Regions from separate parts of the Homo sapiens genome. Here region 1 is linked to region 2. A link is an interaction called in ENCODE POLR2A ChIA-PET data of the cell type or tissue named here. Cell type or tissue: GM12878. All regions are shown on one strand. Each heading gives the region's core, and the rest is flanking DNA. Links, peaks and the distances in the headings are about the cores only.

Region 1 (8,041 bases), core at 1,457-5,456, 670 kb after region 2:
AGGGCATAGTGGCAGGCGCCTGTAATCGCAGCTACTCGGGAGGCTGAGGGATGAGAATCTCTTGAACCCAGGAGGTGGACATTGCAGTGAGCGGTGATCATGCCACTGCACTCCAGCCTGGGCAACAGAGTGAGACTCAGTCTCCAAAAAAAAAAAAAAAAAAAAAAAATCGTTACATCTAAAGCCAAAGAGAAAAGGAAACCAACAAATGACTTTTTAGGAAAAAGCATTAAGGATGAAAACCTTCTTTTGGAAACATTGTAATTGAGGCAGAAAAAGTGGTCTGTGAAAATGGAAGGGGAAGTCCAACGATATATTTTGTTTCTTGAGAATGCAGTTGAAAGTGGGTTTCCCCACTTGTGGGGTGGGTAACTGGTACACGATAAAATAAAGTGGCATGGAAATATTTCCTCTTTCTTCTGTTCCCCACTTATAATATTTTGTTTATTTATTTATTTTATTTATGTTTTAGAGATGGAGTCACGCTCTGTCACCCAGGCTGGAGTGCAGTGGCAGGATCTTAGCTTACTGCAACCTTCGCCTCCTGGGTTCAAGCAATTCTTCTGCCTCAGGCTCCCAAGTAGCTGGGACTATAGACATGTACCACCATGCCCGGCTGAGTTTTGTATTTTTAGTAGAGATGGAGTTTCGCTGTGTTGGCCAGGCTGGTCTCGAACTCCTGGCTTCATGTGATCCACTTGTGAACTCCTGGCTTCATGTGATCCACTTGTGAACTCCTGGCTTCATATGATCCACCTGCCTCAGCCCCACAAAGTGCTGGGATTACAGGCATGAGCCACTGTGCTCCGGCCATAACATTTTATTTTATAGTGTATTTTAAAAACTCAGAATCTAAGTAAGGTTTAAACAGTGCACATTGGTTTGTGTTTTAAATCTTTTAGGTCTCTCCCTCACCTCCTGTTTATTTTATTTTTATTTTTTGGTATTTTCAGAGCCGTGTAAACATCACCATAGTTAATTTCACAACATTTTAATTACCTTAGAAAGAAACTTTGTACCCATTAGCAGTCATTCATCTTTCCCCCTCCCCTCAGACCCTGGGAACCACTCATCTACTTTCTGTCTCTGGATGTGCCTGTTGTGGGTATTTCATATAAATGAAATCATACAGTATGTGACCTCTCTTATCTGGCTTTTTTCACTCGGTATAATTTTCCTGAGGTTAAACCACATTACAGCATATATCTGTACTTCATTCCTTTTTGTGGCCACATTATATTCCTTTATGTGGATATCATATTTTGTTTATTCATGCATCAAAAATGGGCATTTGAGTTGTTTCTACTTTTTAGCTGTTCTGAATAATAATGCTGCTATGAACGTTCACGCACATGTTTTTGTGGGGGCAAGTCTCTTCATTTCTCTTGGGCATGTTTGTAAGAGTGGAATTGCAGGGTCATATGGTAACTGTTTAACCATTTGAGGAGCTGTGTCAGACTGTTTTCTAAAGTGGCTGCACCATTTTCAGTTCTCACCAGCAGCATATGAGGGTTCTGTTTCTCCACACCTTCCCCAAGAGTCTTTTTAATCATAGACATTCTAGTGAGTGTGAAGTGGTATTTCTTCGTAGTTTTGATTTGCATTTCCCTAGTGACTAGTGATGTTGAGCATCTTATCTTGTGCTTATTGACCAATTGTGTATCCTCCTTGGAGAAATGCCTCTTCAGATCCTTTGGCCATTTTAACATTCGGTGGTCTTTTTATTGCTGATCTATAAGAATCCTCTGTAATTTTTAGATACTAGTCCCTTATCAGGTTTATTGTTTACAAAAATTTTCTCCCCTTCCATGGTTTGTCTTTTCATTTTCATTTTCTTTTTTTTTTTTTGAGTTGGAGTCTTGCTCTATCACCCAGGCTGGAGTGCTGGAGTGCAGTGAGAAATCTCGTCTCACTGCAACCTCTGCCTCCCAGGTTCAAGTGATTCTCCTGCCTCAGCCTCTGGAGTAGCTGGGACTACAGGTGCACACCCCCACACCCAGCTAACTTTTTTGTTGTTTCAGTAGAGATGGGGTTTTGCCATGTTGACTGGGCTGGTCTCGAACTCCTGGCCTCAAGTGGTCCGCCTACCTCAGCCTCCCAAAGTGCTGGGATTACAGGCATGAGCCACCGCACCTGGCCAATTTTTGTATTATTAGTGTTGATGGGGTTTTACCATGCTGGCCAGCTGGTCTCCAGCTCCTGACCTCAATTGATCTGCCTGCCTCAGCCTCCCAAAGTGCTGGGATTACAAGCCTGAGCCACCATGCCTGGGCTCTTTTCACTTTCTTGGTGGTGTTTTTTGAAGCAGTCTTTTTTTAAACTACAGGCTGCCCTTTAATCTCTCTCCTTTTCCCCCTTGCATTTGTTGTTGAAGGAAACAGAGTTATTTATCCCAAGGATCCTTTGCAGGCCTCTGCTGATTGCATCCTTTTGGTGTGGCATAAAGTGTTTTTCAGTCTCTTGTATGTGCTATAAATTGGTAATTAGAGTCTGCTGTATTTTTGAGTTGAAAATATTTGAGTAGAGTCAGAGGAGAGATGGGTGCAAAGCTGAATACATTAAGTACAAATAACCAGGCAGTGGAATGGCGCTAGGTAATATATATATACAAGATAAATGGGTATCATGAGGCCAGAAACAACTAAGATGACCATTAATTGGGGAGTAGGTAAACCTAGTGTGCTGTGGACACCTGACGGAAAGCCTCAGAAATGTTAAAAGGATTGATACGGATTCATACACATCACCGTGGCTGCATCTCAACGTTAATGTTCTGTAAGAAAAGCAGGGTGGGTCTGGCGTGATTGCTCACGCCTGTAATCTGAGCCCTTTGGGAGGCCCAGTTGGGAGGATTGCTTGAGTCCAGGAGTTTGAGACCAGCCTGGGCAACATAACGAGATCTCATCTCAATTAAAAAAAAAAAAAAGCAGGGTGTAGAATTATACCTAAAATATATACCTTGATGCAAATTAAAACATACTGAAGACAATATTTATGGATTCATATATGTATGTAGACCTAAAAAGATTATCAGGAAGAAAGATGCCTGCCAGACATGTGTGGGTGGTTATTGTAGGGTGGTGGTCACAATTTGTTTATTTTTCTTTAAAGAACCCAGTAGATAGGAATACTTGATTGCCCACCTCTTCAGACTATGTAAGGAATGCTGATTTTCAGATATGTGTTTGTTGTTACTGGGAAAGTAGAACTCGTAGAGCCAGAAAGTCATTATACTCAAGTTTTGTCTTTTGTAAGTCTTCATCCTTAAGTTCCTGGATGCTCCTTTCCATCAGTTTTTTTTTTTTTTTTTTTGTTTTGAGATGGAGTCTTGCTCTGTCACCCAGGCTGGAGTGCAGTGATGCGATCTCGGCTCACTGCCAGCTCTGCCTCCTGGGTTCAGGCCATTCTCCTGCCTCAGCCTCCCGAGTAGCTGGGACTACAGGCGCTTGCAACCACGCCCAGCTAATTTTTTGTATTTTTAGTAGAGATGGGGTTTCACCATGTTAGCCAGGACGGTCTCGATCTCCTGACCTCGTGAACCACCTGCCTCGGCCTCCCAAAGTGCTGGGATCACAGGCGTGAGCCACCGTGCCCGGTCTCCATCAGTAAAGGAGACACTGAGATTCCTGTTTCAAGGGTGAGGAAAGCCAGGCCCATAGTGATCAAACAATTTGTGTAACAGATGAGCTCTAAGATTCATCATATATCAGAGTTTTGGGCTTAATGGGTAATTTACTGCTGTTTCTTGCCTGACGTTAATGTATATTTTGGCAGCTTTTTATTAAAAAAAATTTTTTTTAATTAACGAATATTTTTTTGAGACAGATTCTCACTGTGTTGTCCAGGCTGGAGTGCAGTGCCACTATCTTGGCTCACTGCAACCTCTGCCTCCTGGGCTCCAGTGATTCTCTTGCCTCAGCCTCCTGAGTAGCTGGGATTACGGGCGTGCACCACCACGCCTGGCTAATTTTTTGTATTTTTAGCAGAGATGGGTTTTGCCATGTTGTGCAGGCTGATCTCAAAATTCTGAGCTCAGGTGATCCACCTGCCTTGGCCTCCCAAAGTGCTAGGATTACAGGTGTGAGCCACTGCGCCTGGGTTACAATTTTTTTTTTTTTTTTTTTTTTGTAGAGATTGGGTCTTACTACGTTACCCAGGTTTATCTGGTACTCCTGGCCTTAAGCCATCCTGTCTCAACCTTCCAAAGTGCTGAGATTATAGTTGTGAGCCACTGTGCCCAGCTGCTTTTTCTTAGTTTTCTGGAATGTTGAAGGTCACAGTTTTCTCCTCGGCACTGACTGGGCCCTCTCTGACAGTAGCTTGTACTTAGAATAAATAATCAGCTGAAATGAATGAATGAATGAAAAAAGAATATTTGTGGTTTTCATTCAAAGTAGAAAAGTGATGCTATCAACATTTTTTCCCCCTTGTGAAGGCACTGGATTGATCTATGATGGTGGAATGCAAGAAGTACATGTTCTACCATCAGCAAACAGTTGACCCCCACCTCTGCTAGCAACTGGCGATGGACTAGGTCCTACTGATGTTGGCTATCTTGCCTCCTGGTTGCTTGACTCCAGGTAACTGATAGGAACTCAAATGCTTAGAGCTCTTAAAATTTGGAACTAAAATCCAAGATTTTATAGATTTCTCCAAATTGTGGCAATGTGAGCATATTTCCAGATAAAGCACCTTCCATCTGCCACTGTCTTGTCTATACATAGGCCGTATATTTGCAGTGGGGGTGATATCACCCCCAAGGGGGTGAACACTGGTTCTCAGGAGAGAAAAAAAACTTACTTGGATGTATAAAGCACAGATAGGCATATAGTACATAAACAGATGTACATTGTATCTGTGGTATTACTTTTTCATGGAGGGGATGATTAGCAAAAAAGTGTCTAAAAAGTGTCCTTAGGGGGAAAGAATGAAAAAGATTGAGCTGGACACAGTGGCTCACACCTGTAATTCCAGCACTTTAGGAGGCTAAGGTGGGAGGATCGCTTGAGCCCAGGAGTTTGAGACCAGCCTGGGCAACATAGTGGGACCCGTCTGCCGGTCTTTGTACACACACACACAAATTAGCTGGATGTAGTGGTGCATGCCCATGGTCCTAGCCACTCGAGAGGCTGGGCTGACGTGGGAGGATCACTTGAGCCTGGGAGGTTGAGGCTACAGTGAGCCATGAAAGTACCATTGCACTCCAGCCTGGGTGACAGAGCCAGACCCCTCAGACCCTGTCTCAAAAAAAAAAAAAGAAAAGATTGAGACTGATATAGGCTGCAGTAATTGTATTATTATCATACAACTTTGCATCTTGCTTTCACCATTAACATTTCAGGACAAAACTTTACCACATTGCTCCATGGGCTCACTATTGATCACTTTTATGGAATGTACAGTCCATCATTCATCATTTTGCATGTAGTACAACTTTTAACTATTGATTCTAGTTGTAGAAACTTAGCCTATCTTCCTCTCTCCCTCTCCTCCCTCTCTCCCTCTCTCTCTCCCTTCCTCCCTTTCCTCTCTTTTTCTTTTGAGACAGGGTTTTGCTCTGTTGCCCAGGCTGGAATGCAGTGGTGATACAATTATAGCTCACTGCAGCCTTGATCTCCTGGGCTCAAATGACCCTCCCACCTCAGCCTCCTGAGTAGCTAGGACTAAAGGTGCGCCACCACACCCGTCTAACTTTTTCATTTGGTGTAGAGACAGGGTCTCAGTATATTGCCCGAGCTGGTCTTGAACTCCAGACCTCAAGTGATCCTCCTGCTTCAGCCTCCCAAAGTGCCAGGATTACAGGTGTGAACCACTGTACCTGGCTTTCCTTCTTTCTTTTTTGTTTCTGTTATAAGTAATGATGCAGTGAACATTTTTTTTTCAAGGTAGTTTTCCATCCCTTAGATTATGTCTGTAGGGAGATTTTCCAAAAGTAGCATTAACATCGAAGAGTTTATCACTTTTGATTCCTTTTTTTTTTGGCCTATAATTAAACTCAGTTGAATTGATTTGATTTTTTCCAAAGTGGTTGCACTAGTTTCAATGCTGCTAGTAAGAATAAGGGCTCTGGTGGAAGCAGAGGTTGGCCAGAAATTTGGGGTTCAACATTCAGCAAACATTGGATGATAGTTTGGTGCATCCTCTATCACTTATCAAAAGGTTGTTACCACTGGGGTCTGTTGAAGCAAAAGGATGTTGTTGGGACCGTGCTGAGTGTGTTAGCCAGGGCTCTTTTCAGTGGAATGTGGCAGAAGCTGATGAAACTGATTTCAACAGCATGGGAATATATGGTGTCTTGTAATGGAAAAGTCTAGACATAGGGCTGGCTTCAAGCTTAGCTGGATCCACGTGTTAAAGGACTATCAGGATTATCTTTCTGTCTGGCTGTCAACTCGTCTTTTCTCTCTGTTGGCTTCACCCACAGGCAGCCGCTCCTCCATGGAGCGGGCTGGCCATGTGGTCATCCTGCAACCCATCACTGTGATTTTGGTTGGCCAGGTCTGGACCATAAGTCTAGTCTGGAGCCTGTGGCTGGGAGTCCATCCTACTAAATTGTCTGGATGGAGGATGAACTTCAGGGGAAGGGCTGCTGTAATTTTGGATGGGGTGGTTAGGAATGTGATGTGGCAGCAGAGGCTTCCTGAGGCAGGTGGCTCCTAGGTTTTCTTCCTGAGCAGCTGAAAGGGGTTGGAATTGCCTTATCTTTTTTTTTTTTTTTTTGAGATAGAGTCTTGCTCTGTCACCCAGGCTGGACTGTAGTGGCGTGATCTTGGCTCACTGCAACCTCTGTCTCCCATGTTCAAGTGATTCTCCCGCCTCGAGCGCCACCATGCCTGGCTCATTATTGTATTTTTCGTAGAGATGGGGTTTCACCATGTTGGCTAGACTGGTCTCGAACTCCTGACCTCAGGTGATTCACTGACCTCGGGCTCCCAGCGTGCTGGGATGACAGGTGTGAGACACTGTACCTGACCAGAATTGCCTTTTCCTGAGGTGGGAGAGCCAGTAGGGGAGCAGGTTAGGTGGGGGCTGAGCAGTTTGAATCCTGCAAGGGGAGTGAGGACTCTTTTCCTTGCCCTGACTTTTTGCTGTCCGGGAGCCCTTCAGAGACCTGGCACTAGTGTTTCCTCTGCTCACCCAGGCAGTACCCCGCTTCCTCCGAGGAGGGAAACTTGCCCACTCCATCTCATTTTTCTTCGCTTGCATCTGTGTTTCTTGGAATCTGCTCTTTCCTCCTACAACTTAAAAAAAAAAAAAAAAAGCGAAAACCCAAAATGACATTAAAAACTATTGTGAAAACAGAATATACCTTTAAATATACATTCCTGGCACATTTAATATTTAAATTTGTAGGTATTCCTCTTCTGCCTTTGTTCAAAGCATACACTATATATGCATTTTGCATAATTGCATTGTATCTCCGTTTGAGCGTTTCTGCTTACATGATAGCACTTATCCACGTTCCTTCTCTTCACGATTCTTTGAAAAGGCAGCATAGCATTCCACCAAATTGATGTACCGCAGCTATTTAACCTCTCTCCCATTGCAAAAGACAGTCAATTCCATTTATGGTGTTCTAGGATAGGATTGGTAGGCGTTTCCTGTGAAGGGCCAGATAGTAAATATTTTCTACTTTGTGGGCCATCTGGTCTCAGCCTCAAGTATTCATTTCTGCTGTCGTAGTTTGAAGGCAGCCACAGACCATGGGTAAGTGAAAGGACGTGGCTGTGTTCCAATAAAACTTTATTTAGAAAAAGTCAGCAGCTGGATTTGGCTCGGGGGCTATAGTTGACTGACCCCTACACTAGGACACTGCAATACAAATCTTCGTGCCCATTGATGCTCAGGAAGTCATTGTGTTATTACGGAAAAGCTTCGGATACAGACAAGTTCTGGATTTAACTCCCTATTGAAGAAGTTGGGCAGTTTTTTGTTTTCTGTCTTATTTTTTTGAGACAAGGTCTCACTCTGTCACCCAGGCTGGAGTGCAGTGGTGCAGTCATAGCTCACTGCAGCCTCAACCTCCTGGGCTCAAGTGATC
Region 2 (8,041 bases), core at 3,181-7,180:
TGACTCAGATATGTTCCCTAGTGCTAACATTCCCAGCTCCAAAAGAACTGGGTCAAGTCTGTCCTGTTTACATTGCTGGGTCCTTGTGCTGGAAAAGGAGCCCCCACCCGCCCCCACTCCACAAAACCATTTCCAATAGTCTTGAGATTTCTCACCCTGCCCCGACCCACCTTTCTGACTCCATCTCCCCCACCCCTCCACATGCGTTATGTTTCAGTTGCCGGAATTGAAATCACGTTGCCGTTCCCTCTGCCTGGAATGCTTTTCTGCATTAGGGCATGGCTGATGCCTTCCTAGCTTCCAGATCTCAGCAAAGTGTCCTGGGGCTGCTGTGCCTGGAAGGGACACATTTTGGGTGCCTCCTTACATTATCCGCCCATACCACTGGACAATCGGGTGCTCTGTCTTGCCTCTCTGTGTGCTAGCTGCTTCTCTCCACCAAATCACAATATCCTTAAGAACAAGGACGTTGTTTTGTTCATGGCTTCAGTCCCAGCACCTAGCAAGTCGTAAGTGCTTAGAAAATAATGTGTTCAGAGGCCAGGCGCGGTGGCTCACACCTGTAATCCCAGCACTTTGGGAGGCCGAGGCGGTCGGATCACGAGGTCAGGAGATCGAAACCATCCTGGCTAACACGGTGAAACCCTGTCTCTACTAAAAATACAAAAAATTAGCCGGGCGTGGTGGCGGGCGCCCGTAGTCCCAGCTACTAGGGAGGCTGAGGCAGGAGAATGGCATGAATCCGGGAGGCGGAGCTTGCAGTGAGCCAAGATTGCTCCACTGCACTCCAGCCTGGGTGGCAGAGACAGACCTTGTCTCAAAATAATAACAATAATAATAATAATAGTGTTCAATGTGTGAATTACATCATTCTCTCTCTCTGAAACAAGGGATTCAACTTACGGGTCATGGGTAGATTTCATGGTAGAGAATCTCCTAAAGTTGTAGGCAAAATATGGTCCCTGTGGAAGCATTTTTCTCACTGTGTCCATTTTAGGGGTCAGCATTCCCCAAAGACAGAACCTTCGCTTTACTTAAGTAATACTGCCTACCCCTGCAGTCGTCCTCTCCTTCCATTCTTGTTTCATTCTACTTGTTATTAAACATACACCAGGCCTCCTGTGCCAGTAGTTAAGGACACCAAACCATATGAGGGAAAGTCTCCGTCATGGTCATTTGGGTCTCACAGTGCCACGCATGCAGTCAGCATCTCATTCGTGCTGCCAAATGGAGGAAGGAAGTCAGATTCCACTTCAGCTGCGGAACCCCGGGCTGAAATGTTGCCTGTAATATCTACCCTGGAATCCCCAAGCAGAGAAAGCAGCATGAGTCTCAGCACTGGAAGCAGATGGAACCACCTGGAGGTTTCTACAGATCGTGGTGCCCCACCTCAGGCTACTTGGATCAGTGTGTCTCAGTTGGGGCACCAGCATCGGTATGTTTTAAAAGCTCCCGGGCCTGGCTGGGCGTGGTGGCTCACACCTGTAATCCCAGCACTTTGGGAGGCCGAGGCGGGCGGATCACAAGGTCAGGAGGTCGAGACCATCCTGGCTAACACAGTGCAACCCTGTCTCTACTAAAAATGCAAAAAATTAGCCAGGTGTGGTGGCGGATGCCTGTAATCCCAGCTACTTGGGAGGCTGAGGCAGGACAATGGCATGAACCCAGGAGGCGGAGCTTACAGTGTGCTGAGATGGCACCACTGCACTCTAACCTGGGCGACACAGCGAGACTCCGTCTCAAAAAAATTACAAATAAAAATAAAAAGTTCCCGAGGCATGCGATGGAATATTATTCAACAACAACAAAAAAGGAATGAGGTTCTGAGAACTGATTTTAAACCACGATACTACATTCAAACTACACCATGAGTGAACGTGGAAAACACGGTGTGTGGAAGAAGGCAGGCACAGAAGACCACTTATTATATGGTTCCATCTATGGGAAATGTCCAGAATAGGCAAATTCGTGGAGACAAAATTAGATTAAGCCTGGGCAGCATAGCAAAACCCCATCTCTATAAAAAGCAAAAAAATCTGGCCAGGCGCAGTGGCTCACACCTGTAATCCCAGAGATTCGGGAGGCCGAGGCGGGCAGATCACTTGAGGTCAGGAGTTCAAAACCAGCCTGGTCAACATGGCAAATGCTGTCTTTACTAAAAATACAAAAATTAGCTGGGCATGTTGGCACATGCCTGTTTTCCCAGCTACCCAGGAGGCTGAAGCAGGAGAATCGTTTGAACCCAGGAGGTGGAGGCTGCAGTGAGCTGAGATCACGCCACTACACTCCAGCCTGGGTGACAGAGTGAGACTATCTCAAAAAACAACAACAACAACAACAAAACCTTTTGTACACCCATGTTCATAGCAGCACTATTCACAATAGCCAAAATGTGGAAGCAACCCAGATGCCCATTAATGGGTGAATGGATGAACATGATGTGGTTTATATTAGGTTGGTGCAAAAGTAATTGTGGTGTTTGCCATTGAAAGTAATGACAAAAACCGCGATTACTTTTGCACCAACCTAATACACATTGCTATGGTCTGAACGCTTGGGCCCTCCGGCAATGCATATGATGAAATTCTCACCCCCACTGTGATGGTGCATTAGGAGGCGGGGCCTTTGGAAGGTGATTAGTTCATGAGGGCACAGCCCTCATGAATGGGATTAGCACCCTTATAAAACAATCCCATGAGAACGGGTTCACACCTTTCGCCATTAAAGATCCAACAAGAATCCTTCTTTCCGGTCTGTGAACCAATAAACAGGCCCCCAGCAGACATTGGATCTGCCAGCACCTTCATCTTGGACTTTTCAGCCTCCAGAACTGTAAGAAATAAACGTTTGGCCGGGTGCAGTGGCTCATGCCTCTAATCCCAGCACTTTGGGAGATCCGAGGCAGACAGATCACCTGAGGGAAGGAGTTCAAGACCAGCCTGGCCAACATGATGAAACTCCGTCTCTCCTAAAAGTACAAACATTGCCCAGGTGTGGTGGTGGGCGTCTGTAATCCCAGCCACTCGGGAGGCTGAGGCAGGAGAATCACTTGAACCTGGAGGCGGAGGTTGTAGTAAGCTGAGATTGCACTACTGTACTCCAGCCTGGGCAATAGGGTGAGACTCTCTCTTAAAAAAAAAAAAGAAGAAGAAGAAGAGAAAGAAATTTCTGTTGTTGATAAACTCCCTAGTTTATGGTAGTTTGTTATAGCAGCCCAGATTGACTAAGATAACATGTAGTGGAATATAATTCAGCCCTAAACAGGAAGAGAACTCTGACACATGCAACAGCATGGATGTGCCTCAAGGACATTATGCAAAGTGAAAGAAGCCAGTCATAAAAGGACACAGGTCATTTGATTCCACTCACAGGAGGTACCCGGAGAAGTCGGATTCAGAGAAACAGAAAGTGGAATAGTGGTTGCTGGGGCAGGAGGGAGGGGAAATGGGAGTTGCTTAACAGGTGGAAAGGTTCAGTTTTGTAACATGAAAAGAGTTCTGGAGCTGCATGGCGGTTATGGTTGCACAACAATGTAAAAATGTACTTAACATTTCTGAACTGTGCCCTTCAAATGGTTCAGGTGGTAAGTCATATGTGTATTTTATTACAATTAAAAATTTTCTTAGGCTGGGCGTGGTGGCTCACGCCTGTAATCTTGTTGCATGATCCTTGGGGTGCTGCTTTTATGGCCAGAAACCTCTGTGGCTGGTGGCATCTTTTGGCCAAGTTTTGCTTGGGCCCACTGGGCTAGTTCTGCCCACTCAGCCTGGCAGGCTGTGCTCGGCTCACACTACCAGCCTGGATCCCACCCTTGCTTGGGCAAGCCAGGTGTGGCACAGTGAGGGGTGTGTGAGCAAGTGCGCATGGGGTCTGGCCACTGTGCATAGTCAGGCACACTGGCTGCTACAACGGGGCAGGGACCAGGTGCCCGCACAGGCGCCAGCTCTCTGCGAGGCTGCGGCGGGACCAGGTGTACCACAGGCAGCCTCCACGGCTGCCACTGGGGAATGCATTGGTGCCTGGAAGCCTGGAGGCTCCAGGAACCACAGGGCCCCAAAGAGGGAGTCCCAGTCCTGACTTGGGCTCCCAGGTCTGGGCTCCCTGAAGGGCCACAGCTCTTCTCTCCTTCTCTTCACCCACAATATGGCAAGCAACGGGCGTGTTTCTGCCCTGTTTGTGTTACAGTTCCTTCAGCCCTGCCATTCGGCAGTTCCCGAGTTCTTGTCTTGCTTCCAAGAAGAATGAGGTACGCAGACAAGCGTAGGGCGAACAAGGTGATGAAGAGCTTTATTGAGTGACAGAATAGCTCAGAGGAGGCCTTGGAGTGGGTAGCTGCTCTCTGCAGCTGGTTGACCTGACGTCTGCTCAGCTCTGGCTGAGTCCGGTGCTTTTATGGGTCTCAGAGAAGAGGAAATGCATGCCAAACGGTCCATGGGTGGCCGTGAGTGGGCCCAGAAAAGGCACCACAAGTTCCCACTCTGGTCCTGTGGGACTGGCAGCCTGGCCCACAGCCTTCGGACCCTCCCTGGGTGAAGGTGGGGCCTCACCGGGGACCCAGCGCCTGCACCAAGGAACCTGTCTGCCTCTTGCTGCCGTTCATGGGCCCAGGCTGTAGGTGCCAAGGGGTGCCTGCAGGTCAGCACCAAGCTGCCCTCAGCTCCCCTTCAACTTCCCTTCTATGCTTGTCAGTGCTCAAAGTCCAGAGGGGGCTGAGGCAGCAGGGGACTAGCATGTCAGCACTGCCCCGGGTGTTCACACCTGGCCGGGCTTTGCTTTGCTCCAAGATCAGAGTGGGCACCGACAGCAGGGAGAAGCCAGGCAGTGGGAGCAGGCACTTCTGAGCCTGTGAGGGGAGGGGGGTCTTCCTGGGCCACCAAGAGTGCAGGGATGCCTGGGTCCACAGCTGCAATTTGGGCAGCTGCAGGTGTGCTGGAGACAGGGAGTGCAAGGCTTCTGCCTGCTCTGTGGGGTGGGAGGCCTGAATCTGCAGCTGTGGTTTGGGTGGCTGCAGCTGTACCCAGGAGGGGGCAGGGCTCCTGCCTGCTCCATGGAGCGGGACGCCCAGGTCTGCAGGCACGACTTGGGCAGTTGTGGCTGCATCCGGGAAGCTCCCACCCCACTAACTCAAAAGGGGCGGGGCTCCCACTTGTCCCCAGCTCCTGCCACCTCCAGAGAATGTGCAGCCCCAGCCATGCCTCCTTGCTGCAGCTGGAGTGACGGCAGAGGCCGCTCCACATGGGCCACCGCTGCCATCAATCCTAGCACTTTGGGAGGCTGAGGCAGGAGAATTGCTTGAGCCCAGGAGTTCAAGACCAGCCTGGGCAACAGAGCCAGACCCTGTCTCTACAAAAAATAAAAAACTAGCCAGGCATGGTGGCACACACCTGTGGTCCCATCTATTCAGGAGGCTGAGGTGGGAGGATCCCTTGAACCCAGGAGTTTGAGGCTACAGTGAGCCACTCCACTCCAGCCTCTGCTCTCCAGCCTGGGCAACAGAGCCAGACCCTGTCTCTAAAAAATACAAAAATAAAATAAAGATACAAAAAGTTTTTAAAATTATTGGCAGAACGCGGCGGCTCATGCCTGTAATCCCAGCACTTTGAGAGACCGAGGCAGGCAGATCACTCGAGGTCAGGAGTTCGAGACCAGCCTGGCTAACATGGTGAAACCCTGTCTCTACTAAAAATACAAAAATTAGCTGGGCGTGGTGGCAGGCGCCTGTAATCCCAGCAACTCGGGAGGCTGAGGCAGGAGAATCACTTGAACCCGGGGGGTGGAGATTGCAGTGAGCCGAGTTTGTGCCACTGCACTCCAGCTTAGGCAACAGAGTGACACCCTGTCTTAAAAAAAAAAATTATTATGGTATGCAGTAAGGTCCACAAATCTTCCAAGGAATTGTACATGAGTACACACTCGTGTGGTGACCACCCAGACTGAGATAGAGAACAGTGCCAGCTTCCTGCCTATTCAGTCCCTCTCTTCCCTCCCCCCAGCTCCCTGGGGATCAGACTGTATCACCAGAGTCTGTTTCTGTGACCAAACGTCCTATAAACAGAATCACGTGGTGTATGCTTCTCTGTGCCTGGCTTCCTCCTCTGAACATGATGTCCAGGTGCTTCACCTTGTTGATGTGTGCAGTTGTTTCTTTGTTTTGTTTTCTGAGACTGGTTTTCATTCTGTTGCCCAGGCTGGAGTACGGTGGTGTGATCATAGCGCCCTGCAGCCTTGACCTCCTGGGCTCAAGTGATCCTGCACGTCAGCCTTTCCAGTTGCTGGGACTACAGACACAGGCCACCACACTGGCTGATTTTTGTATCTTTTTCTAGAGATGTGGTTTCACCATGTTGCCCAGGTTGGTCTTGAACTCCTGGGCTCAAGTGCTCCACCCACCTTGGCCTCCCAAAGTGCTGGGATTACAAGTTTGAGCCACTGAACTCAGCCTGTTATGTGCAGTTGTATCCATTCCTTCTCACTGCTGTGTAATATTCCACTGTCTGAATAGACCATAGGTTTATCTGACCTGATGTCAACAAGCTCTGCTGTTCCCAGTTTGGAGCTGTCATGAATAGCGCTGATGTGTGTGTGCTTGAACGTGTCTTTTGGAGAACGTACCACCACATTTCTGTTGGACATATCCTTGGAAGTGGGATTGTGGGGTCATAGGCTGTGTATGTGCCCAGCCTCGGGAAATCTGTGGCAAGCAGATTTCTGAAACATTGCACCAACTTACGTTCACAGCAGCAGTGAGTGGGGGTTCCAGTTGCTCCCCATCCTCACCACTCTTGGTTTTGCCATTTTCACTTTGCACCTTCTGGTGGGTGTGTTGTGTGTGGGCAGCTCCTTATTTCAAAGTGATCAAGGTTAGGGCTCACTGGTGAGCCCAGGCCACAGGCTCTGGGATATGTGTGGGTATCATGAGACCTTCCGTGAAGAATCTCTGGTTGGAGGGCCTTGAAGACCAGCTCTTGTCCAGTAAAGGCTCCTATGGAACGTATAGAATTACCCGGCGCTTGTTAGAAATGCAGACTCTTGGCTGGGCACGGTGGCCCATGCCTGTAATCCCAGCACTTTGGGAGGACAAGGCAGGAAGATCCCTGGAGCCCAGAAGTTCAAGACCAGCCTGGGCAACATGGCGAAACTGAAACTGACCCAATAGTCCCATAGATAGTTTTTTGGATAAACAAAGAAATTGACCCTTCTTGTCTTAAAACTTGAAGCTTTTATTTGTTTACGTGAGTTCTATATCAGGAAAGGACCTTCAGGCCTCTCAAAAAAGTATCAAAGAACTGAAACTAACCACCACATCCAGACAATGAGATGTGGAGGGGCAGGGAGGGGCCCTCATTCATCACGATTGTTTCCTTGCCCCTCCTAGTTCCTGTTTTCTTGCACATCGTTACATTTCTTTCCTGCTGTATAAACCCCTAGTTTTAGTTGGTCAGGGAGGTGGGTTTGTGGCTGACCTCCCATCTGCTTGGCTGCCAGCACCGGATTAAAGCCTTCATCCTTTCCTTGGTAATACTCGTCATCTCAGTCATTGGCTTTCTGTGTGGCGAGCAGCAGGACCTAGTCTGAACCTCTGGTGTCTTGGTAACAAAACCCACCTCTACAAAAAAAAAAAAAAAAAAAAAAAAAAAAATATATATATATATATATATATATATATATATATAAAACCCAGGAGGTGGAGGTTACAGTGAACTGAGATTGCACCATTGCACTCCATATATATATATATATATATGTACATATGCATGCCTGTAGTCCCAGCTACTCTGGAGGCTGAGGTGGGAGGATGGATTGAGCCCAGGAGTTCAAGGCTGCAGTGAGTCATGATTGCGCCACTGCCCTCCAGCCTGGGCAACAGAGCAAGACAGTGTGTCAAAACAAAAACAAAAACCAAAAACCAGACTCTGTGGCTCACCTCCCACTCACAGGGTCAGGAACTCAAGAGGGGCCCAGCACGAGGTATTTTCACAGACCTGCCTGTGAGAGCCTCTGCCCAGAGCTCAGTGGTGAGGACAAGCGCTCTGCCTTTCCA

The links. Peaks named below come from ENCODE experiments on the same cell type or tissue, not always from the same donor. Only the 100,000 strongest peaks of a DNase experiment are listed, where the experiment ranks them.
Region 1: POLR2A ChIA-PET joins it to region 2 with 5 read pairs; 1 of 35 experiments calls an interaction of 5 or more read pairs at or near these places.

The regions. Positions count from the first base shown.
Region 1 is chr16:11,979,131-11,987,171 of GRCh38, forward strand. All of the region lies in intron 1 of SNX29 (sorting nexin 29), which reads left to right. Among named protein-coding and RNA genes, the nearest start is that of SNX29, 6.4 kb to the left of the region's middle. In GM12878, for the core only: no CTCF peak of the experiment used is centred there; a DNase peak (open chromatin) is centred at 1,541; H3K4me3 peaks cover 1,102 bases; H3K27ac peaks cover 1,372 bases.
Region 2 is chr16:11,303,995-11,312,035 of GRCh38, forward strand. The region is part of intron 1 of LOC105371082 (a long non-coding RNA gene); the gene reads left to right. MIR548H2 (microRNA 548h-2) reads right to left here and starts at 2,533; the gene lies at 2,446-2,533. RefSeq lists an enhancer at 7,738-8,032 and a silencer at 7,738-8,032. In GM12878, for the core only: no CTCF peak of the experiment used is centred there; DNase peaks (open chromatin) are centred at 3,366, 5,027, 5,977, 6,814 and 1 weaker place; H3K4me3 peaks cover 979 bases; H3K27ac peaks cover 2,478 bases.